6 separate regions of the Mus musculus genome follow, and all the other regions are linked to region 2. A link is a loop called in an ENCODE intact Hi-C map of the cell type or tissue named here. Cell type or tissue: left cerebral cortex. All regions are shown on one strand. Region 1 overlaps Gm6559 (predicted gene 6559). Region 2 holds the start of Hnrnpa2b1 (heterogeneous nuclear ribonucleoprotein A2/B1). Region 3 overlaps Snx10 (sorting nexin 10). Region 4 holds the start of Gm32403 (a long non-coding RNA gene). Region 5 overlaps Snx10 (sorting nexin 10). Region 6 overlaps Skap2 (src family associated phosphoprotein 2).

Region 1 (4,000 bases), 85 kb before region 2:
GAAATGAAGGGGTTCAACCCCTAACAAAGGTAGTTTGGTTCCCTGTTTTCAGCCAGACTCTGAGAATGGCTAATGTCATAATGGCAAGCGCTGGGTCAAGATAGGAGAGCAAAGGCTGGAGAGATGGCTCAGCGGTTAGGAGCACTTGCTGCTCTTGACGAGATCCCAAGGTTGGTTCACAGCACCCACGTTAGGTGGCTTGCAACTGCCTATAAATCCAGGGAATCCAACACTATGTTCTGGCCTCTGCAGGCACCCACACTCATGCAACAACTGCACACACAGACACTCCCATGCATACGTAAATAAAAATTAAATTTAAAAGAATGTTTAATTCCATTTTTTTTTTAAATATGAGAAAGGGACTCCCTGAGGCTCTCCAGTCAGGTGACAGGTAACAGCTGATGTTCACAATCCATCCAATCAGCATCCACTCAGATGGCTAAGCCTTGTGGCGGACCTGCTTTACCCATTCTCCCAATATTCTGTCAATTATAAGCTAATAAGCACCAAAGACAGAAACTTTCATTTTAAAATATTCTGGGGTTTCTTGAGACAGAGCCTCATGTGACTCAGGTTAGCCTGGAATTCACTGTGCAGTTTACCTGCACTGGGTCGAGACCCCCCACTTTGCCTTAGGTGATCTGAAAGTGACTTCCTGTTCAGGGAGTAGCTGTGTGACTCCGTCTGAAAAGTTTTAGATGTAATGTCACCAGCGGTGACATATGGAGTGGCCAAGCAGGAAAGAAAGAAGGAAAGCTATGGCTGCACACGGAATGTGTGCACAGTGACAGGCATAGCAGAAGCCGCCACGGCAGACTCTTGCCAAAGACTCTAGGCCCGGGCTGCACCGAAAGTCTTTTGATGAGATAGAAGACAAAGTATCAGCGGTCAAAACATACAATTGTTTCCGGGACATATTTGTGTATGTGTCTTTGCATATACCCCAAGTCTCAGCATAGCTCAAGCTATGATTCAAGAGACTGGTGATTTGTCATGCTCAAAGCCTTGGTCTGCAATTCCAGCACCACGAGAAAAGGCACGCAGGTATCCAATCCCCACGCTCCGGAAGTGGAGGCAGGAGGAGCAGAAGTTCAAGGTCGGGGGGTGGGAAAGTGGGTGCTCCGTGGGTAAAGTGTCTGCCAGGGAGGAATTGAATCCAAACCCCAGAAGCCACCTGAAGCTCAGAGCAGTAGCACTCATCTGTGGCAGGAGGGGAAGCCAAGAATCAATCAGCCAGTCCAGCTCACCCAACAGAAGCCAGCAAAGAGACCCTCTGTGGAACAAGAAGAATGTAAGGACCAGCATCAATTTCCATCTGTCCTTCAACCTCCACTTGCTGTAAGCATGCTCTCTCTCTCTCTCTCTCTCTCTCTCTCCCTCTCTCTCTCTGTTTCTCTCGCTTGTGCTCTCTCTCTCTCTCTCTCTCTCTCTCTCTCATACACACACACACACACACACACACACACACACACACACACACACACAGAGTTCAAGGTTATCCTTGGCAATGCAGCAGAGGAATCACCTGGGTGCTTATCACGCATCCAGGTTCCTGAGTCCTAACTCCAGAAATTCTGATTCAATTGGGGAAGGGAAAAGAGGGTGGCAGAGTTCACAACCCAACCCGACTTGGAAACCACTTGGGAGAGGGAGTGTTTCATACCCACCATAGCAGGAGCTCAGGAGGTTTCCCTCTGTCAGCAAGCTTGAGTAACAAAAACACATGAGGCTGGGAACGTGCTAGGGACATATCAGGTAAGATTAGGATTTAAATATATCCTGGGCCTCTCCTTAAGGATCATATATGTAAGTCACAGTGTGTGTGCATATATAGAACGTGCAGGTGTAATTTAATTAAAGGCAGGGCAATCAAAGAGAAAGATTCGCACGTTCTTCCTTCCTAGGCCACTTAAGGAGTGAGGTTGCAACGAAAGTCTCTCTTTTTTTCTAAGACATTATGAAAGGGGGTTAGTGTGAACAGGGTCAGGGATCGGTAGAGACATTTTCCCTACAGAGTGGAAGGAGAGAAGCTGGCAGTCACAGAGAAGCTGGTGAAGCTCCAGGTCAGGACAAGCAGCTCACACATGCCCGCCCACCTGCTGTGAACCAGACCTGAGAGAGCACCAGCACCTGCCTGGCTACCGTGTGCCTAATCCCAGAGTTGACTCGAACAAATAACATTCATAGTCTATGATTAGACAACAGCTTTTCCAAATAGAAGCCAGTACACAGTGAGACAGGAAAAAAAAAAAAAAAAAAAAAACCCTCAGCAATCTGTCTGAAAAGTAATTCTGCGATCGATCAGCAGGTGTCGCTGTTTTGCCTACGTGAACAGGGCTCTTTGTTCTTGGCCAAGTTGCTCCGACGCTCCGCGTGCAGTTAAAGACGACCAACCCGCTCTCAAGCTTGTCCCCGAGGGACTTTAATTTGGTCCGAGACAAAGAAATTCCTTCCTCAATTTTTTAAGTGGAGAAATATAGTGAAATTATGCCCGTATTCCCTAAAAAAAAAAAAAAAAAAAAACTGTATTGACATGTCATATTGTAATTTCCAGGGAACCATATAAAACCAAGCTCACACTGGTAGCTGCAGGGGCTGAGATGAGGAAGTTGAGTTTTCGTTTTATAAGATAAAAAGAGTTGGCTCCAGCCGCATATGTAGCAGAGGATGGCCTTGTCGGTCATCAATAGGAGGAGAAGCCGTTGGTCCTGTGAAGGTTCTATGCCCCAATACAAGGGAATGCCAGGGCCAGGAAGCGGGAGGGGGTGGGCTGGTGAGCAGGGAGACGGGGGAGGGGATAGCAGGTTCTCAGAGGGGAAACCAGGAATGGGAATAACATTTGAAACGTAAATAAAGAATATATCTAGTAAAAAGATCAGGAAAAAAATATAAAAAGAGTTATTGGTATTGAACGTGGGGTGCCTTTAACACCACTAAACTGTGCACTAAAATGGTTAAAATGATAAATTTTATGGTATCTGCATTTTAAAGAGTTGGTTGTGAGAGCCTAGCTTTTGGGTTTGTTTGTGTTTGGTTTTGGTTTTGTTTGTTTGTTTGTTTTTTTTTTTCAAGACAGGGTTTCTCTGTGTAGCCCTGGCTATCCTGGAACTCACTCTGTAGACCAGGCTGGCCTCGAACTCAGAAATTTGCCTGCCTCTGCCTCCCGAGTGCTGGGATTAAAGGGGTACGCCACCACGCCCGGCTGAGAGCCTAGCTTTTAATGGCTATACCATCTCTCTAGTCCATGTTATGTATTTTTTATCACAATAAAACATTCGAATAAAATGAACAGAACAGAACAAAGCAAAACCAACGCTAAGCCTATCTCTAACCCTCCTTGTAAGTCACGTTCATGAATTGGCAACATGAGCCTAGAAAGCAGATGAATTCCAGAGATGAAGTCTGCCATCTGGTGCACAGGATGAATGGACCCCTTCTGTGAAGAACTCAGAAAGCCCGTCCTGAGCAGAGGTCAAACGTCTCCTTCTGGAAGTCCTAGGGGTGGGAAAGATACCGAAGACAGCATTTAAGCTTGTGATGGACTGAGCTTACATTTAAAGAACCCACTGTGTGAAACAGAGATCCTGGCCTTTCCCGTCATATCTGCTCCTCTAGAACTCCAAACTTAAAAATCCAGAAAAGAGTCAGTACTATTTGCTGAGCCGCCCCACCCCATATGATAATATATGTTTATTTAGACCCAGTTTTCAGCATATCCATATGGGCCTAGGGAAATGGCATTCCTTACACCCAAGTAGGTCCAAGCTTGCTGGGACATTACTTCATTAGCTTGTTTGTTTAAGACAGGGGTCTCTCTACATAGCCCAGGCTGGCTTTTCCTCCGGCCCAGCTCTTCTGGGAAACCTGCTCATTCAGGATCTCTGATACAGTAGTGCCCCAAACTAAAAACCCCTGCCCTAAGAACTCAAAATATTATCTGAAGACACTCAAAATTCCACTTAAGATTCTAATCCAATCGATCAAAGCAAATGCTGTT
Region 2 (4,000 bases):
TCCCCATTGCTCATAGTAGTTTCTCAAACTTTCTTCTGTGGTTTCAAAGCTTAAGCCACCAATAAAGAGCTTTCGGAACTGTTCCTTTTCTCTCTGCAAAGGGAAATACCATTTCAATTTTTATTTACACTTTCTTTGTATGCAGGAAATTAAATTCTTAAATATGAGGTGACCTGCTGGTAGAGTACCTTTTTCCTCTCCAAAGGAACAGTTTCTAAAGTTTTCTGGGGGGGAGAAAAAAAACTTACATCAAATTTAAACCATATGTTAAACTGCATATTAGTTGTGTTACACCAAAAATTGCCTGAGCTATACAAGTTTCAAAGTCACTAATATTCGATCTAACTTCTAATTCACGTAAACTTTCTTAGATTTTCTTCAAAAAAATTCAGAAAAACCATACCCAGCTCTTAGGTCATTTAAAGGGTATTAAAGAATTCTTTTGTAATTCATTAAATTCTACAACCCAAGTCCAAAATTTACTACTTTTTAGATTTAAAAAAAATTTAAAAAACCTGTTTCCAAATTCACCACTTCCAAGATTCAGTTTCTGAAAAGTGGCATATTTGCTTTTCCCTGAGCTGCCCCCTCTGGTGTTAATTGTAAGTATCTCAAGATGAAAAAAAAAAATCCTGCAACTCTGAAACAAGCTCCATGAAGAATGCTGAAACTCCAGATATCACCTTAAATCTGGTTTTGTCAGGCACTTAATACTGGCTTTCCAATAGCTAAGTACAAAAACTTATCAAGATGTTCATAAATTAGGTCATACTATCCAGGACCTATGACTGCACAACGAAATGAAAAAGCAAAATTATAAAACAAATCCGTTATTTTACTGTATAGCCTAAATTTGTAAGTTTCTCCAAAATGTGCTCAAAAAGCCAATGTTTACAATTTTTAGGTTTTGAAATGTTTAATAAAAACGACCAAAATTGTTTTAAATAGTCAAAATAGTTACAAAAGCCTTAATCAGGACTCCAAATAGTGTTTCTGGTAGCTCTACTAAAATGTCAGTAAATTGGCTTTCCTTAAACTAAGTTGCAAGTATTAAATACACCTTGTTTTTTCATATCACTAACGAAAGCAAAAGCTCTTTACTTACCTCGGGTTTTTTCCAAACTTACCAGACGTCCACTATCGATTATAAACAAGGTTATTTTATTTATAAGTGTGCTTAGAGTCAAAGAAAATAACCAAGGAGACCCCTTTCAATTCGAAAGCTAATGCTTATCAGTGTAATGATGCATCATAATTTCAAACAAATAAAAAATAAAAAAACCGAATGACCACGCTCAAACACTGTGACCCCAAACTAAGTTTTTATATAGCCAGGACGTGGATTTTCGTCCACTGAACCAGGCTTTAAGCGAAGGCTAACTATGAAAAGTCAGCTATTTCACTTCCTTAAAGTGAACACCACGTGCTAAGGATCCGTTGACTTTACCAACAAATTCGAAGATTCCCTTAAAAATGCTTATAATTTGAATTATTTCGATCCGAGGATCCTTTAAGCAGATAAAAGTTCTGCAATAAAAGGAAAGTAACCCTGCACTCAACATAGCCTCCCTAGCTTCCTGATGAGCGCTCCCATTTTTTCCACTTTGACTTCCTCCTACTATACTAATGCTCAAGTGCTTTACTACAGCACCCGTAATCTTACGTATTATGAAAAATAAAACGGTCTCTTTGCAGCGACGCTGCCTTCAGCCACCCGCCCAGGCCTCGGTTGTACTACGTTCTCTCTGCCTGTTCCAGTAAAGCTCGTGGAGCGCCGCCACCCCGCCCCCACCCCGCGCCTCGGTGGCTTCAGAAAGCAATGGCGCCATTTCGTCGAGGGGAAGGCAGAGAGCCTTTAGCGAGGTGCGCAGGACGCTGAAGACCCAAGCTCAAAACGCTAAATCCACCTCGAAACGGTATGAAGACTTCCAAAAGAAAGGAAAATCGCTAAACACGTCTACGCAGTGGTGAAAAAAGAAAACCAAACTAGTAAACCTAAAGCGTTGAAAGCAAAATCGTGGCGAGGAAGGAGACGGGAAAATGGCGGCCGCCAAATCCGGTTCCCGGGAGAGGGGGGAGGGGAAGCTTCGCAGACTCGCTCCGGGAAGCCGGGGGGGCCCCAGAAACGTTCCGCCGCGAACACAACCGAGCCCCTAGGCCCGCGCACATCGAAAGGCCAGCGATGGCCCGCTCACGCGCTACTTTAGCGGTCCAGCCCGGTCGCGGCGGGCACTTCCCATCCCCCACCCCAACTGAGGGAAATGGCGCCGGGCGGCTGAGGGCGGGGAAGGCGGTCGGACAATCAGAGGCCTCCTCCAACGACCCCTCAGAAACTCGCCAAGGCCAACCGCCACTCGAGTGGCCGCATCCCCTCCGCCGGACCACGGAGGCGGGTGGCCGGTTTCCATTGCGGTGCCTACGGCCTCGCCATGCCATTTTTAATAACTCATTGATTTCAAACCCGTTACCTCCATCGCGGACTCAGTCGCTTCAGCCCGATTTCCCGCAGCCGAGCGAGATGAGAAAGACCTCCGCGGACGGACGCGCACGGGACTCGTCCTGGCGCTGTGGGGAGAGCAGGCGATGGCCAAGAAACTGGGCCGCAAAGGAGCTCCTGCACACGGGACCGGCGCCGCTGCTACTGCCGCTGGAGCCGAGACCGCCGCTTTTCTAGAACCTTCCCCCCACTAACGCGTCTCCGCTTACGTCACGCCGTTACGTAAACGCCCTAACCGCCGCCAATGGCGGGAAGGGCCTACACTCTCCTTACGCCAAGTACGTGACACTCCCCCTTTAGGTACAGCGGGACTGCTTTACATCACTTGCGCAACTGTGTTCCGTGAATTGCGGAAGGCTCGCGCTCGGCGTGTTACTACGTCCGGAACTAGGTCCGGCCCCCACCTCCGCGTAGGGAGCGGAGAAACGGTCGCGCAGTTTGAAATAACGCCGTCGGGAGGGGCTTAGGCCGGCGCTGGGGCGTGCGGCCCTCTCCACCCAAGCGTGCTCTCTGCAGCTACGCCTTTGCCAAGCCCGTCCGCACAAATATTCTCGAACCACACAAATATTTCTACACGTCCCAAAGGGGTTCTCACTCGGTCCCTCCCAGAAGGACTTTTAGTCCAAGTACCACCCCGGATGCCACAAGCCTTGGGATCCCGCGCCTAGTGAGAGGTGGTGCTTAAAGAACCCCGCTGTTTATCTCCCCGGCCTTCAAGATCCGGGCAAGGAGGTGGGTGGAGCCCCGCTTTGGCGCGCTCCGAGACGCAGAGAGGCCTCCGCGGTCCTTCCTGCCCGCCTTCCCCCCCCTCCCCCCAGCCAGGAGACCCCCTGGGCGCCACGCCGCGGACGGTGAGCATTGCGCGCGCCGCCCCCCGCAGGACGCGTTCCCGGCGGGCCCCGCGCGGCCAGGGCGTGGGCGGTGCTCCCCCTCCCCCCCGGCGGAGCTGCCCGCGCCCCCTCCCCTCGGATGTGGCTGAACCGAAGCGCGCAGGCGGGAGACTCTGCAGGATCCGCGGCCCTGAGCATCGGAGCGGTGAAGTTCGTGCCTTTGCTTTTTTTCGATCTTGCGTGTGGTGGGGTTTAGGATGCTCCGTGCGTCCGAGCTTGCGGGGAGGCTGCGAGCCCCGTGGGCCGCGGGCTGCGGGAAACCGGCTGGGGCCTCGCTGAGGCGGGCGCCGCGCCGGTGCGTGGGGGAGATGGGACAATTGTGCATGAGGGTGGGAGCCGGATGACAGCTACCGAGACTCCAGACAAAGCGCGGGCCTCCCCTCCCCCAGCCTCGTCGCAGGCCCGCAGGGAGAGAGCGGTTCAGGCTCTGCAGCTGCGAGGCCCGAGGCTCCGGGCTGCGGCGCGCTCCCGGCTACGTGGCCGCCGCCGGATGGGGGAGGCGCGGGCCCGTGGCGCAGTGCCCTTGAGCCCCCGCCGCCGCCTTTGTTTCTCCCCGCGGAGGCGCTGACCACGAGGCCCGCGCTCTCGGGTGGGGGACGGGCTCCCGACCGGG
Region 3 (4,000 bases), 84 kb after region 2:
CACAGAAGCGTGGTCTACTTGGGGACTTTACATTCTGCTTACCTGATCCGTATACCGGCTTCCTTTGCCCGTGTGCCTGTAGCATTTTGTGCTTCATAGTACTGCAGCTTTGGAGTTGGTTTGCAAATCAGGAAGTAGAAGCCCTTCTTCCTGCTTCCTTTTCAGGATTGTTTTAACTATACTAGGTCTCTTGTCAGCAAATAAAAAGTATATATCCGAATATAGATGTGGGGTAATCTAGGCTGGCCTGGAACCCATTATATAGCTGAGACTGGCCTCAGGCTTATGACAGTCTTGTCTCAGACACTTAAATGCTAGGGTTATAGATGTGAGCTACTACACTCAGTTCAGAAAGTCATTTGAAGAAAGACGTTGCCTGGGCTAGTGAGTGCCCAAATGTTTTCTGAGCCATGAACAACATAGGATGTTTTCTCCATAGCTAGATTTCCTTTAATTTTCTTTTTGTGGGGGTAAGGAAGGGCTGTTGTGACTGTGTCACATAGCCAAGGCTGACCTTGAACTCCTGGTCCTATGTCTTCTGAGTGCTGAGATTTCTTTGACAGTGTTTTGTCTGTTAGTTCTGATTATATATATATAAATGCTGTTTTAAATTTTAATTCAAATTTATTTTATTGAGTCTCATGCAATTCATGCTTGTGTGGGGCTTGCTGTTAAGTTCTTTTTTTTTTTTTTTTTTTCCGAGACAGGGTTTCTCTGTATAGCCCAGGCTGTCCTGGAACTCACTTTGTAGACCAGGCTGGCCTCAAACTCAGAAATCCACCTGCCTCTGCCTCTACCTCCTGAGTCCTGGGATTAAAGACGTACGCCACCACGCCCGGCCTGCTGTTAAATTCTTGATCCCCCACCCCTCCTCCACCTCCCAAGACCTAAGCTTGAATCTGTGTGCCTCCACTCCACACCAGGTGAAACCCTATCTTTAAAAAAAAAAAAAATCCTTTGGCAAGGATCAGGAGGGGCATGAGAGAACTCCAAATACCCTGCTGTCAGTCAGTTTCCCCTCTTTTTATTTACTTGCTTATTTTTGAAACAGTCATACTTAGTAGTCCAGGTTAGCTTGGATTGGGCAGCATCCTTCTGCCTCAGCCTCCTGAAGAAGAGCTGGATCACAGCCATGAACTACCACGCCTGCATTTACCAGCTGTTCTAAAATGGAAATAAGCAGCCGGGCGTGGTGGCGCACACCTTTAATCCCAGCACTCGGGAGGCAGATGCAGGCGGATTTCTGAGTTCAAGGCCAGCCTGGTTTACAAAGTGAGTTCCAGGACAGCCAGGGCTATACAGAGAAACCCTGTCTCGTAAAAACAAACAAACAAAAACAACAACAAAAAACAAACAAATTAAAAAAAAAAAGGAAATAAGCAAGAGGGACTCAAATAGATCATGAGGGAAGGGAGCCATGTAGCATAAAGATCTCTGAGAAGGTGGGAGGGGTACTTGCTAGGAGGCGAGGGCTGTTTCACCGCCCACAAGGACATCCTTATTACCAGCATGTCGCTCGCTCTGGTGGCCGCCCCGGCCTGCCTCTGCTGTTCCTGTAAGTTCTGTCACCTTTCCTCCTCACGGTGGTTCATTTCCCATCTTTGTACTGCAATGGCGTCTTTTCTAGCGTGAGGAGGAAAGTCCCCAATGCGTTCGCTGTGCAGATCTGCACCCTGTTCCAAGCAGAACGTTGTCAAAATAGTTGTGAAGTTCATTTTTTTCTTGTCTGCTAATTTTAAACCCTAAATTTGGTCACGTTTGGCACCACAAGTTTAACTTCTAACACATGTTTTAGAGATTTGAACGTTAGTGCTTGGTTGATTTTTTTTTTTTTCTTTTTCATACAAATAGCCTCTAAAAGTCTGTGCTGGTTTGACTAGAAATGGCTTATAGGCTCATATTTGAATGTTTGAGGTTCCAAGTGGGCTGTTTAGGAAAGATTAGGGGGTGTAACCTTGTTGGAGGAGCTCTGTCACTGGGGGTGAACGTTGAGGTTTCAAAAACCCCCACCACTACGTGTAAGCAGTAACAACTGCTCCAGAGACATGCCTGCCTGCCGCCATACCTTTTACCTTGATGACCAAGGACTAAGTCTCAAATTGTAAGCAAGCCCTCAGGTAGTGCCTGCTAGCTTTATCTCTTCCTCCCTCCCTCTCCTCCCCTCCTTACCCCTCCTCTCACCCCTCTTCCCCTCCCTCCCTCTCTCCCTCCTTCCTTTCGTTCTTTCCTTCTTTCGACCGGGTTTCTCCATGTAGCCTTGCCTGTAGACCAGGCTGGCCCCAGACTCAGAGATCCGCCTGGGATTAAAAGCCGTGGCACCACGCCTTTCTAGTGTTTCTTTATAAGTTGCCTTGGCCTTGGTGTCTGCTCACAGCAATGGAACAGTGACTCAGACCAAATTTTGGTATGCTAGCTCAAAGCATGCAGGTCCCTGCGTCAGACCCAGCGGCAGCACACACAGGCGCCGGGTCTGTGACAGGCATTGTTCAGGCCCATACCTTTTTCTCCACATCTTTTTACTATTAACCTCTGAGCCGTTTGGCTGGGACATCCTTATCTCTCCCATTTCCGGTAACCGCTTTCCCGGCTTATTTCCCTAAGTGCTTCCAAGCAGTGCCCCGAGGTTTCCTGGTTCAAATGCCTGCCGAGAGCTACAATTATCTAACCACGGGGTGGTACCTGAGGCACCCAGCTTGTGGGTTGGCTTCTCCGGAGTCCAACACACATCCTTGGTGTTGCAACTCATCCTTAGGGAGGGTCACAAAAGTAGGGTAAAGGGACTGTAGCCCTGGACAGGATCCTGTCCTCCGAGAGCCCTGGGGGCCCTGGGGATGTGTGGGAGCGTGCTTGCCCTGCCCAGTGCAGAGCAGGTAAGAAAACTGCTCCCCAGAAAACCTAGTGAAATACCTAGTGTCCTTGAGAATATGAGCATAAGAAGTCAGCAGTCACTTAAAACTTTAAATTAGAAAAATAGCCGAGGGTGCTGGAGAGATGGCTCAGCGGTTAAGTGCACTGAGTGCTCTTCCCAAGGTCCTGAGTTCAAATCTCAGCAACCACATGGTGGCTCACAACTATCCGTAATGAGATCTGATGCCCTCTCTGGTGTGTCTGAAGAGAGTAACGGTGTACTTAGATATAATAATAAATAAATCTGAAAAGAAAAGAAAAGAAAAAAGGAAAGAAAAGAAAAGAAAAGAAGGGAGGGGAGGGGAAAGGGAAAGAAAATAGCCGAGTATCTTATGAGAAAGTGGAGCACAGAGAAGCGAAGCTAACTTAGTTCCTGTGAGTGTTTGGGTGTGTGCGTGTGTGCCTGTGCGTGCGTGTGCGTGTGTCGGTTATCTAGCTGGTTACTTGGAGGAGCGGGTTCTCCCACTGCTCGCATGCAGGGGGTTGAATTTAGGTTGTTGTGCTTGGCAGTGAGCACCTCTGTTACGTCACCTTTCTCGTCCCTGTATTTGCCTGCATGTATGTATGTGCATACCTGGCACACAGCTCAGAAGAGGTCACTGGATCCCTGGAACTGGAGTTATGGATGGTTGTGAGCCTTCCTGTGGCTGCAGAGAATCCAGCATCACTGAGCCATTTTTCCAGCTCCCAATTTTTTTTTTTTGAGGAAGAGTTTCACTTTGTCTTGCGCGCGCTGGACTGGCCAGCAGTAACGACGCTGCAACAGGATCCTTCTGCACACGTTTATTGGGAGAGCTTGATTGCAGAGGCGAAGAGACCCCCAAGCCCAGAACTGGTGCTGCTTATATAGGCCTAGGAGAGGCATGTCTCACACCCGGATTGGTTATGCACTAAGCCTCATTTGCATGTTCCTCATCTGATTGGCTACTCTCTCGCTGTACCTCACAGAGCCTCATTATCATACCTCATTTGCATGTCTCACATCTGATTGGTTATACTCTCAAAGCCTCATTATCATGCCTGGGCCAGGCAGTGTCTTTGCAAAAAACTTTACTGCATATGTACACATTGGTTGTTTGTCCAAACTTATGCG
Region 4 (4,000 bases), 260 kb before region 2:
GTCTTGTCTCAGAGAAGTCGCCGCCTCACTGTTTTCCAGCTGAGCAAACAGACATGGAGTCAGGGAAACTGGAGCTCCAACCCAGGGCTTTCCAGCCTTGCAGCCTGTCTTTGTTCACCTGCTTGGCTAATACCATTATGCAAATGGACTTCCCTAAACAGAGATGGGAAAGACTCCTCCAGCTTTTAGCTTTCATCACTGAACCTAGCTGTGGCAAACGCACACTAGACTGTCCTCCTGACCTTCACTTTCCCTGCACCCACCTGTGATAATGAGGTGGCCCTGACTTACAGGACACTTCCAGCCTAGATGCCAACGCTATAGTCACATAAGAACACGGAGCCAGACAAGGCGCTTTATGATGAAAGTCCTTGCAAGGACTCCCCGATTGTGGAAAGTAACTGCCATTCTCAGGGCACCTGCAGTCTCAGCCCCTCTGCCAAGCACGCCCCCCACGCCCTCTCCAGTCCCATGAAGAAGAGATTATCACGTCTGCCTTACAGGAGAAAGGACTAAGACTGAGAGAAGTCACAAAGCACGCCTGAGGTTAGCATCGCCCAACCAGAGCTTTGTCTGAGGATAGGACAGAGTCCTCTGTCCTTCCACCCTGTGCCTCTTCCTTGATATCCAAGCTCTTTATCTCCCTGTTCCTGGAAAGCCAGGAAAGGGAATTTGAGACTCATCTCACTGATAATCTGGTGTCAGCTCCAGCTGGTACCGGGGGAGGGGGGGCGGGGTGGGGTGCGGGAAGGCGAGAGCGGGGGAGGGTATAGGCTGCTCCTCATGCCTCTCCTCTGCCTTACTCCTTGGAACCCTCCTGGGCTCCTTGTAGGACCCCAGAAGCTCACCCCCTCCCTGCTGTGCTGGCTCTCTGCTCTTTCCCACTCTACCCGTGCCATGTCCCGCTCCCCCTTGCCTCCTCTGCCGCTGCAGCCCTCCAAAGTCGTGGCTTCTGGGGACGTCTCTCCTCCTCCCTCTCAGCCTGGGTGCTTCCTCTTATGTTACATTTGCTTCATACGGTGAGCACTGCCAATGTGTCTCCGCCCGAGGTCTGGAGTTCCTGAAGGCCATGGATAACATTTAGCCCTTTAAAAAAAAAAACCCTGCCAATTGCACTAAATTGACCTCCCCCCTCTTAAATAATTCTAAGTGTAATTTTAGTGTCAGTGTTTAGGCATCAGAGTCCTGCCGTTTGGATTATTGTGGATTTATCTGATCTATTTATTCTCACAAACTAGACTGGTTCTGTATATCTTTTATATAAATGAATGGTTCTCAACAAAAAAAAAGAAAATGGCTTAATTATTACATGTGATAATAAATCTCTAAAATTAAAATTAAAACTGTCCTCTGTTAGACCGATTTATAAAGAATATCTTTATGGACAAAAGAAACTGCTTAATAATCTGCTTTCTGAAAAATAGTTTTTAAAGGAAAGCCATTAATATTTTTTGAGGTGAAAAGGCTTCTTTCCAATGTAATACTGCTTTCAGTTTAAATCCTATGCTAACATTGACATACAATTGCTTTCATAGTGTGGTAGTGCGCCAGTTGGAAGGGGGGAAGAGGGAGGGAGGGAGGGAGAGAGGGAGAGAGGGAGGGAGGGAGGAAGAGAGAGAGAGAGAGAGGGAGAGAGGGAGGGAGGGAGGAAGAGAGAGAGAGAGAGAGAGAGAGAGAGAGAGAGAGAGAGAGAGAGAGAGAGAGGGGGGGGGGGGGGAGAGGGAGAGGGAGAGGGAGAGGGAGGGGGGTTGATGCAGCCTGTAAGGACGCCTCTCTAAAAGAATCTAGCTCAGGCTCATAAATAAGTCAAGATTATGCTAATGACTAGGGCGGAACACAATTCAGGCTTTGCCAATTCCATAAAATAGACACCAGGGGGCACTACAGGACCACGTTTTGCAATTTCAGGAGCCATTTTTTTTCCACCTCAAATTGAACAACCATTTCTTGAAGAAAACAAACAAATAAAAACAAACCAAGACAAAATAAAAATTGTTAACCTTCTGAGCACCGGAAGTTATTTTGTTTATTGTTTTAGATATCCCATCATTACAAAGATTAACTAGGGAGGCTTACAAGGTTATTTGAAAAGACAATGTGCTAAGAAAGGCAGTTTGTCTTCCTCTTCACGTTGCTTTGTGTAGGATCTCTCTCTCTCTCTCTCTCCTCTCCCACTCCCGTGTGTGTGTGTGTGTGTGTGTGTGTGTGTGTGTGTGTGTGTGTGTGTTGTTGTTGTTGTTGTTGTTGTTGTTGTTTACTAGAGAAGAAACCATTTAGGAAATATCACATTTATTCTGCTGTACTTCCCCCACATAGCCTCCATGTTTCCAGCATTATCTTAATTGTTATTACCCAGGTATCAGCTTTCATTCATCTTCTAATCCAATCAGTAAATAGTTGTGGAAACCCTTCATGGCTGCCATATTCTGGACACACCAGGCACCGGAGTCGAGTCCCGTGGCCCAGGTCTGAAGTAAAAAAAATTAAATGATTTTTTAAAAAGATTGTTTCTTTTTACTGCCTCTAGAAATACATATTAAAAAAGAAAAACAGTAAAGCCACTGCTTTCTGTATGTGGCAGTCTCAGACAGAACAAAGATAATTTGCTGGGGCTTTTTGCTAAGTGCCTGGATTTCTATTGATCAGAGAAAATGGGCGCCGTGGGCTGGGGGATTTTTTTGCTTTTCTTTTCCAAATCCCAGGTCCATCAAAATGCATAACTGAAATTTAGCAAGAGATTGGGAAAACTAAAGCCGTTCTTGCTGTCTCGAGGAAGATGGTCTCTGGACCCGGCTGGGCCTCGCTGGCACCCATGGCTAATCCAAACAGGACAAAGAGAGTGTTCCTTTCTTCCTCTCATCCAGTCCCAAAGGCTCCCACGACTAAGCATGCATTGTCACATGCGCATTGTTGTCTCTTGTTTCATCTCATGGTCACAGTGACCCCATGAGATAGCCCATTTCCCACAGGACAATTGGAGGCTTAATTCTTAGCCCAAGATCACACAACAATATTCAAAATCAAGTCTTCTGGCCTCCAAAGATCAAAAGTCCTGAATTATTAGAGATCACTCATTAAATAGCTGTCAACTGACTCATCTCCATGTTTAGGTCAGCAATGCAAATGGCTGACCCACCTACAAATGGCTGACCCGCCTTTATGCATGCCCAAGCCCATTCAATCTTCTTCCTGTGCAAGGTGCCGTGGCCCAGTCTCTCTCCAGGTGAGGTTTGGACTCAACAAAGGTTTAAGGAATGTGAGCAGGTCTGCCTGTCACCTGCAAGGTCCTCTATCTGTGTCAGCAGAATACAGACACCCAGCAGCAAGCCCTTGGCTCCATGGGGCCACAGCATGAAAGTCAGCAGGTCCCCCTGAGTTGCTGTGTGAGAGGTACCCTCTCAGGGCACTGACAAACTCAATCAGGGAGGACCATGATCAAGGTGTGACTTCGACTGTGCTAAGCCACTGTGATTGACTAGGGACTAGGGACATTAGTCAGTCAGCACTCACTAACTAATATACTAGGAAGACTATGGCTTCCGTGAAATAAAAAATGGAGATTTGACCATTAGGATCTTGAAGTCTCACTTAGTTCTCTGTAGTGACAGTCTACTTGGGTGTTGGGAAGTGTCAAAGCCAGGGTGTCCTCCACACCTGAGAAATCTTGGGATTCCTATGACATTCTTTCTACCCTTCCAGCCCCTGCCCTTCACCACTCATGTTTACAGGTAGGACCAAGCTGTCTCTGCTAAGAGGCTCTTTGTCCACAGTTTTACCCATCCAAGACCCCTTTTTTCCCCATAACGCCTCTCCCGTGTGTTCTAGACAGTTCTAAGCAAACACACACTGTCTTCAACCTCAGCAGCAGTGTGGACAGCTTCTGGGGGCTCTGCTCGCTGGCCACAGCCTCCCCACCCACTTCTGCCCACCTAGTGACCTTCGTGGGAACTTAGACCCACAAAATTCTTCCGCCAAAAGGGGGGCTGAGGACAGGCCTGGA
Region 5 (4,000 bases), 110 kb after region 2:
CTGGCAGGGTAGGTTTTGAAATAATGAAGATCTTAGTAGCAAAAGCTAATTTCTCATTTAGCAATGTAATGATTATAAGTGGATCTTCTTTTAAAGTGAATATATAAAATAGAGGGTATTTTTGTTTGTTTGTTTGTTTTGTAGGAATGGTTGAGGCTTTACACAGGATCTTACTCTATAGCTCAGACTGCCTGGAATTCACCCTGTCGCCCAAACAGGTGGCAGGCAATGCTCCTGCCTCAGCTTCTTCAAGTCCTTGGGTTATAGATGCGAGCCACCACACTCAGCCGAGATGGCTTGTGTTTTGAATCTAGCAGACCCAGCTGTTTGTCAGCTTTGTGGTACCCAGAGGGACCGCCTGCTCATTCGGGGTTTACCCAGAGGAGAGGCATCGTGGCTTAGCCTAGGCTGGGGACTTAGGCTTGTTTGTTTCCCAAGTTTGTCTCAGGGCTGCTACGGGGAAACAGACGCTAGCTGGTGACAGTGTTGTCAGCTATACCTGTCAGGTGCTCTCTGGTCCTTTTCATGTCCACCCTGTTTGCCCCACTCAGAGCTGATGTCATTTCCTGGAGGAGAACCAGGGCTGACATTTGCAGATGTCTGGGATGCTTTGTGAAGAGCTGCAGGAAGTCAGTGCTGATCCACGGACGCCTGGACGTGGGGTTAAAAATGCAGTGGATGCGCTGGAGCATTGTGCATTTTAGGGCTCGTGTGTGTTTCTCACGATGGGATCTCACTGTGTAATCCAGGCTGGATTTGAACTCAGTCCTCCTGCCTCCTGCCTGAGTCTGAGATGACAGGGTGGGCAAACATGCCCACTGGAGTTTTCCTTAGTGATCCATCCTTGGAAACAATGCTTGTCGTTAGGAGAGCACAGGCCTCCCTCCTTCAGGAGTCTGGTCAGGGGAGGGCCATGCCCACCCAGGGCTAACACTGCTCATTCCTGTCGTCATGGCTTCTTCTGGGACTGAGACTGATAAGCTACATGAAAGATTTTGCAGTGCACACATAAATGCACACATGTCTCATGGCTTGCACACTACTTAGAGTAGTGAGGGTAACATCATGAGATATAATATATATATATTAAGAAAGTGCTTTTTCCCCTTAGGTGAGGCTCATGTTTTTTCTGTTTCTATACAGACAAATAGCATGTGTTTTACAATGAAAACATCTTGTGTACGAAGAAGGTATAGAGAGTTCGTGTGGCTGAGGCAAAGACTCCAAAGCAACGCGTTGCTGGTGTAAGTGACTTAAAGTTTAAATTACCGGGAGCCATGAGTCTAGTTCTGCTGAAAGTTGATAGCGTTAAGATGCGTGAGGTAAGAACAGGGCACAGGCGTGCTTCCTTTGTGCCTTCTGCATCTGAATTTAATATCCATCTCTTAGCTTTACCAGCCTTTATGGATATTAATCACGAATGGCCCCCAGAAGTGTTTAAAGACAGATTCTCCTTTAAATTAATATCACACGACAATAATTAGGTGATAGCTGTGTGATGATTATTACCGTGCACAGCACGCATGCCTTCATGTTGAGCAATGTCTGTAGCTAAGTCACTGTGATTGGTGATCGACTTTTCTCTTTCTTATCAGACAATTACCAGAACTTCCGTCTAAAAACCTGTTTTTCAACATGAACAATCGCCAGCATGTCGACCAACGCCGCCAGGGCTTGGAAGATTTCCTCAGAAAGTAAGTAAGGGCCTGCACCAGGCAAGGGATGTGGACAGAGCGGGTCTGTGTGGGAGATGATAGCTCTGATTGCTGGCCACCGACATTTATAGCCTGTGTTAGAGCGCCATCTTGTGGCTGGCATCGAATGGTACAGATGTGAACAGCGCTTGCAAATAATGCATGTCTGAATCAGAATAAACACATGGTCTCTTAAGAGCACAGTAGATACAGCGCCAGCATACACATCTGAGGCAGGAGGATTTCTGTGAGTTTGAGGCCAGCCTAGGCGTTGCAGTAAGTTCTAGGCCATTCCTTGTCAAACAAATAAAACAAATAAATATCCCAAAACAATAACTAACCCAGGCAAACAGCAACCAAGGTAAAGCAGATGGCAAGTTACGCAGGAGTCTGGCTGACAAAAGTCTCCCAGGAGATAAGCGTGCCTTGTGTTTACAGGAAACACTTCTTTAAAACTAGCTTCAGATACAGCAGTTAGAACAGCCTGGACGACCCTTCTCTGACTGCATGGCTCAGTTCGTCCTTGCAGAGGGCCGTTTGTCAAGTGCGTGTGTCGTCTGAGTGGTCTCAGTAGGTTGACTCTGGTTTCTGCGATGGGGCACGCTTCCACCCTTCCCCGGGAGCTGCCTGGAGTCCAGGCCACCAGAACTTCCCGTTGTCTCACCCCCTCCCTAGAGGCCTGACACTCACGGATTTGCACACAGATGCTGAAGCTGGGCTGCTGGGGTTCAAATCCTGGGTCTGCCACTTAAGTAGCTGGGAGTCAGGCAAGCCTTTTCCTTTCTCTGGGCCTATGTTGTCCCATCTATAAAACAGGGACAATGATGGCCCTTCCCCCATAAGGGCCGAGACAGGTAAGCGGGCTGAGAGCTGCAGAGCACTTACATAGTGTCTGACAACCTGATTTCTGAGTGTTGGCAGTTATTATTATTTTAGTACTCAGGGCTGAAACAGCTGTGAGCTTGCTTTTCCATCTTGTAGACAAGGAGACAGGCGAGTACAAGTTAGAGGCAAGGCCCCAACTGTCCGTTCTTCTGGTGGCTTTGGGATCTGAAATTACCTCCTTTTGAGTTCACTAAGTAGGACCCCGAGCTGCTCTGAAGTAGCACGCTGCTTTTCCCACGTGGCTCGCTTATAAAGGGCCTGGGTACTAAGTGTGCACATGAATATTAATATCTGTTTCTATTAGATTGGCACGGTGCCTTTCCTTCCAGGAGGTCCCTAGGACACGCAGAAAGCTGGGAGCTGATGAACTGCGGACAGGGAGGACTGACACTGGAGTGACCCCTGTGAAAAGCCCAGAGGAGCTGTTAGATGAGCTGAGGCCTCTGAAAACATCACAGCAGGGTCCTTTGTCATGTCACAGGTGTGACAGAACAAAGCGCTGGTCCAGACTTTCATCATTTCTCCCTTAGGGACAACTGGGTTTATATTATTATTATTATATATTTATATATAAATAATATATATTTATATGTTTTAATAATATATTATTTTAAAAATATAATTATTTTTATTTCATGGACATTCATGTTTTGCCTGCATGCATGGCTGTGTGTGGGTGTCAGATCCCCTGAAACTGGAGTTATAGGCAGTTGTGAGCTGCCATGTGGGTGCTGGGAATTGAACCCAGGTCCTCTGGGGGGATCAGCCAGTGCTCTTAACCCTCGAGCCATCTCTCCCGCTCCTAGGGAGAACTCTGTTAACTGTCGTCTCTAAGGTGCCCAGTGGCGAATGGCTCTCCCTTGAGATGGAGCTCACGTTTGCAGAGCAGCCTCTATTCTGGAAGCTGCTCTATGGGAGCCACAGTGTGGCCTTGTGGCCCGAGCAGGATGGGGGAATCCCATAGGCCAGGCTAGCCCTGGGGCTGGGGGTAGGGGAGTAGTGGGTGGGCGCTGTTGGGCTATTGCAGGTTCAGGGACAGCAGGTGTCTGTGTTTATGTCACTAGGGAAATGCAGGCCACTGATCACTCCTCCGTGGCTGGCCTTTTTAAAGTGTCATGTCATCTAGACTGGCCTCAAACCTGTGTACCGGAGTCTGGTCCTGATTGCCTGCCCAGACTGGGATTACAGGTGTGCACCACCGTGCCCGGCTTCCAGGGTTTGCTCCCTGCAGTGCTTTTAAGCACTGAACTTTGACAGCACTGTGCCAGTATCTGCTCCCGTGGGGACTGAGCTGCTGCAGAGGTGTTTCTGTACTGGGTATTGTTTGAATGTGGCTTTGTCACATGTCACAGAGGAGAACATCCTGCTTCGAGAGCTCAAGGAACTTGGGTCTCCCATCAGCCCTGGCTCTTGATGTTTTC
Region 6 (4,000 bases), 390 kb after region 2:
TGTTTGTTTGGTTTTGTTTTTGTGGTTTTTTTTTTAAAGCACAATAATTATATTATAATTGGACCCGTGAAACTTTTCCTCTTAGGATTTTTCCTTTATTGATTCCCTTTAATACAGGATGATACTATGTAGCCCAGACTGGCCTGGGACTTTTGATATTCTTGCCTCTATCACAGCCACATGCCACCACACTTGACTCTGAAATTCTTATCAGATCCACCCAAGGTGAAATTCTACAGGGCTTTTTTCTAAGGTACAGGGTGGGAGCTGGCTCCTCTGACATTGCCTGAGGGTAATGAAGGCAGTGGTAGCTTAGGGTGCTCGGAAAGAGGAGCTACATGCTTGCTCCAAGCTCCTTGAGCCACCTGTGCCTCTCACTTGAAAAAGTTACATAACCTTGAACACGTGGCTAAGCACAGTGCTATAGCTTGATGTTGCAGTCACCTACACTTTTGCTACACTCGGTAACCGACAAACCCGGTGCCCAGCTGCTAAGGCCTCAGGAAAGAGGACCGGTTGCGAAGGATTGTGGCTGTTTGGTTTTTGTTTGTCTGGGTACAAAGATCAAGTTCTTTTTTTCCCCTCTTCTTAAATCTTAAGTCTTGACCTACTGTAGGGTATCAAGGCAGTTCACAGGTGTTTACTGGAGACCATTTGCCCTGCTCCAGGCTGTACCACATCTCATGGCTGTACCTAAGCAACAAGAGTAGACTCCACCAGTAAAGACAAACACTTTAAAACAAGCAAAGGGAGCCGGGCTACTTGTGAAGGGCTAGGGCCAAAGTGTTTCTCCACTGACAGAAAATAAAAAGGCCCACATGTACCGACTTTACCTACAGATGGCTGCAAAGTGATTCTCCTCGCTACGCTCCTATGTACTGTATGTAATTATCTGTAATTGAATTACAGTTAAAATAATCAGTTTAAAACCAAGTATTCACATCAACTACTGGACAACCAACACCATTTTTCATTAAAAAAACAAAAAACAAAAAACAAACCTGTCATATGCCGAAAAGTGGTCAAAATGGGGTGGGGTGAGCGGTGGTTAAGTGCAAACCCCACAGACATGGGAGCCATGTGCACGATGCTTACTTCTTTGAATAAATTCAAATGACAGCCCTATTTCATTTCTTCATTCGGTTTGGAGGCCAGATGGCATTAGCATCATTTACTTCACCTTGTTGTGCTTAATTACTACAATCAACACACTATTCTCCAAATTAATCATAACAAAGTAATTTCATTAGTAACACAGCAGGCTGTTGAATTATTAGCATCATAACAGTTTGCAAACAATTAAACTTTATTTGAACCTTAAAAATTTGCAGAGTGGAACATTATTGTAAGATCTAATGGCAACAGAGTACAAATTCAGTACAGAGCAAACCATCAAGCAAAATGCTATATAAAATATGACTTACAATCACCTTTCAGAAAAATTAGCTCTCTAACTGTTCATAGAAAAACAAATAAAAGCTAGGCAAACATAATGAGAACATAACAATTAGCATATTTTCTAACAAGCCCTGTTGTTTAAATTCACATTAATGATGTTATTATGATCTTGAAGAGAATGTGATGTACTGTCAAGGGTAGAGAGAAACTTCTTCATAGCACAAAGATGAGTTTATCAACTCAACAGAAAGCGCACTTAAAGCACAGGGAGTGGCAGGTTTTCTCATCTTTCCCAATTTTAAAGGCCTTTGGTTCCAGTCTTCTATCTCCCATGTATATTCACGTTTAGAAAAGAACAAAGGCCACACACGGCTCTGGGAAGAGCGGCCTCTGTGCTGGAAACGGGGGCCATCCGTTGGCAAAGGACTCCCTCTCCTGGATTAACTGGAAAAGAAGACGGAAATCACACGGCCTCTCAGTCGGCTGTGGTGGGGGAGGGGTTCCCAAGTGGGTCCACGTGCAAACGACAAGCTGCTGCCATCTGCTGGCCACTTAGGTTAAAGGCACAACCCCGTAACCATAGGCTAGGCTTGGCTTTTCAACCATGCTGGCTCTGAAAGATGAACCACTGAATTAATTTCTGCCTGTCTAACTTTTGCCAAGATGATTTCAACCTATTTAGATGACACTTTAGTAGGAAATGAGTAACTGTACAAATGTAATTTCTGAAAACTTGAACTATGTCTACATAGGTAAACAGGATTTTTTTCTTTGACTTTGGAAAATGAGTGATCACAACATACATAGTATAACAGTAAAATAAACACTCTACTATTGCCTGTAAATATAGTTTTACATAAATAGTGGAGATTTAAAAAATATTATCAGCCCATTTGCATTCCGACCTGCAAAATTAGGCAAAAGCTAGAACCTGCACTAGAATGATTCAATAGTAGATCCCATTTACTCCAAAATATCTAGTCACTGGTGCATCTGAGACAGAGTAAGGCTCTCCTGCCGTCTCTAGAGATGATTAAAAACACCCCAATTTTAACTATATATGAAAGAGTCAGGATTCTGCAACCCTTACCCATGCATCAACAGCAGTATCAGAGAGCAAGTCAGCCTTCCCTTCACTCACTGCTGGCTGCCAACTGCTGCCATCCCGCAAGAGTCTGTCTCTTCCGTTTGGTCCAGAGCAGCGCACAGGAGTTTCGGCCAGGACTGCTACTTAGCGGTGGGATTGTGATAGTGCAGTGATAGAGTCAGAGAGGTCAGCGAATACCTGCCTGCCTCGGACTCTGAAAACATGCCCAAGTTGTTTATACCATTGTATTAATGGTAAATGGGCTTTCTTATGAATCTTTGATTTCATTAAATTTAAATAAAATTATATTAGAAAACACTGGCAAGCCCATCATCAAATTAGGATACTGAAGGGCTTTCAGCAACCCGGCTCTGGTTTGATCTGTGCGCCAGCGGACAGCAGGCTGCCACTTTCCCTCTATCTGTAATTCAAGCACCGGTTTATTCTTTCTTACCTACAGCAGGTAAACCCGTGAGTCTATACAACTTCTTTAATGAAAACATGTTATTACTCTATGAAGAATAAAATACCAGGCTAAGTCATCTCTACAGCTTTAAAGAAGTCTTTATTATTGACTCAAAATGTACAAAGTCTAGGAAATTATTTGTGGCACTCTAAAAATAACTTACACCCAGCGACTAAGAGAAACAGCAACCCTCACCGGCGCTTCAATGACTAAGATTCACGTACAATCACAGTGAATTCTACCATACAAACCAAACGGGTAAATTAAAACTAATTATTATTTGCAAAACAGCAACAGGTCTTATCTCTACTGCTTGTATCTAATGTAACCCATCACTGCCTGCTCAATCTGACATCAGAGTGCTTTAGTGCGTGACTACATCGAATGGCAGCTGAGGCAGGAATGTTCACCCAAAGGAAGGTGGCTCCGAGCAGGCACTCAGGCATTCCATGTTCCAAGGCACTTGCAGACAGACACAAGACTTCTCTGCAGGCAAAAAGAGAAAGCTACATTTAAGTTTTCTTCTTCAGTAGAAATGCTCTTTATTTATCCTGCTTAGAAAGAAAAAACATTTTTACTCAAACAAAAGTGAAAATTTGCTCAACGGTTTTCAATTAATTTCCTCAGGAAGGCCATAAAAGTGGCATTTTACTAGCTAGGAGGAGGTTTACGAACACAGCTGGTTATTATCAAAGGAACTTTAAGTAATCTGTTCACTTCCAAAGTAAATTCTCTAGAGTTATTTTTAAAAATTAAAGCTGAAGCAAAACAAAATAAAACAAAAATAAAAACAGATTTGGGGCACCATACTTATGTTATCAGAAAACTACAAAGACTTAAAAAGGCAAAGACACAAGGAAGAGAGCAAGAGAACATAAGAGCTATTACAGAATATTGGATTAAAATGTACTTACCCAGACTCTCAAATATCATACATCTCCATTAGGTAGGCTTTAGGCACCAAGCCAATGGCTCCCTTCATCTCTCCTACCCACCAGCCATATCTATTGTATTCCTAATTGAAAACAATACGCAGGATTAGCCACGAG

Evidence for each region. Hi-C counts contacts between places; a loop is a spot of excess contacts. Peaks named below come from ENCODE experiments on the same cell type or tissue, not always from the same donor. Only the 100,000 strongest peaks of a DNase experiment are listed, where the experiment ranks them.
Region 1: it touches region 2 in a loop (5-fold over the local background); 11 of 42 quality-filtered maps call a loop at or near these places.
Region 3: a loop joins it to region 2, with 2.2 times the contacts of the local background. A loop is called at or near these places in 4 of 42 quality-filtered maps.
Region 4: a loop joins it to region 2, with 4 times the contacts of the local background. A loop is called at or near these places in 2 of 42 quality-filtered maps.
Region 5: it touches region 2 in a loop (3-fold over the local background); 7 of 42 quality-filtered maps call a loop at or near these places.
Region 6: it touches region 2 in a loop (4-fold over the local background); 7 of 42 quality-filtered maps call a loop at or near these places.

The regions. Positions count from the first base shown.
Region 1 is chr6:51,381,838-51,385,837 of GRCm38, forward strand. All of the region lies in intron 1 of Gm6559 (predicted gene 6559), which reads left to right. Among named protein-coding and RNA genes, the nearest start is that of Gm6559, 4.1 kb to the left of the region's middle. In left cerebral cortex, a CTCF peak has its summit at 2,319 (motif pointing right); DNase peaks (open chromatin) are centred at 2,318 and 3,347.
Region 2 is chr6:51,467,203-51,471,202 of GRCm38, forward strand. It overlaps Hnrnpa2b1 (heterogeneous nuclear ribonucleoprotein A2/B1), which reads right to left and starts at 2,643. Exons shown (of 12, transcript NM_001374745.1): 1 at 2,469-2,643; 2 at 189-224; 3 at 1-93. The coding sequence starts at 2,474. It overlaps Cbx3 (chromobox 3), which reads left to right and starts at 3,414. Exons shown (of 6, transcript NM_007624.4): 1 at 3,414-3,537. In left cerebral cortex, a CTCF peak has its summit at 592; DNase peaks (open chromatin) are centred at 1,865, 2,004, 2,816, 3,421 and 1 more place; H3K4me3 peaks cover 4,000 bases; H3K27ac peaks cover 2,665 bases.
Region 3 is chr6:51,551,671-51,555,670 of GRCm38, forward strand. All of the region lies in intron 1 of Snx10 (sorting nexin 10), which reads left to right. Among named protein-coding and RNA genes, the nearest start is that of Snx10, 30 kb to the left of the region's middle. In left cerebral cortex, no CTCF peak of the experiment used is centred here; DNase peaks (open chromatin) are centred at 1,654 and 2,451.
Region 4 is chr6:51,207,316-51,211,315 of GRCm38, forward strand. It overlaps Gm32403 (a long non-coding RNA gene), which reads right to left and starts at 36. Exons shown (of 4, transcript XR_001785436.1): 1 at 1-36. In left cerebral cortex, a CTCF peak has its summit at 1,882 (motif pointing right); a DNase peak (open chromatin) is centred at 1,873.
Region 5 is chr6:51,578,707-51,582,706 of GRCm38, forward strand. It overlaps Snx10 (sorting nexin 10), which reads left to right. Exons shown (of 7, transcript NM_001127349.1): 4 at 1,144-1,244; 5 at 1,596-1,694. Among named protein-coding and RNA genes, the nearest start is that of Snx10, 57 kb to the left of the region's middle. In left cerebral cortex, a CTCF peak has its summit at 1,819 (motif pointing left); a DNase peak (open chromatin) is centred at 1,785.
Region 6 is chr6:51,856,134-51,860,133 of GRCm38, forward strand. Skap2 (src family associated phosphoprotein 2) reads right to left here. Exons shown (of 13, transcript NM_018773.2): 12 at 3,866-3,966; 13 at 3,032-3,437. The coding sequence ends at 3,874. Among named protein-coding and RNA genes, the nearest start is that of Gm38811, 150 kb to the left of the region's middle. RefSeq lists an enhancer at 1,102-2,481. In left cerebral cortex, a CTCF peak has its summit at 1,909 (motif pointing left); DNase peaks (open chromatin) are centred at 439 and 1,892.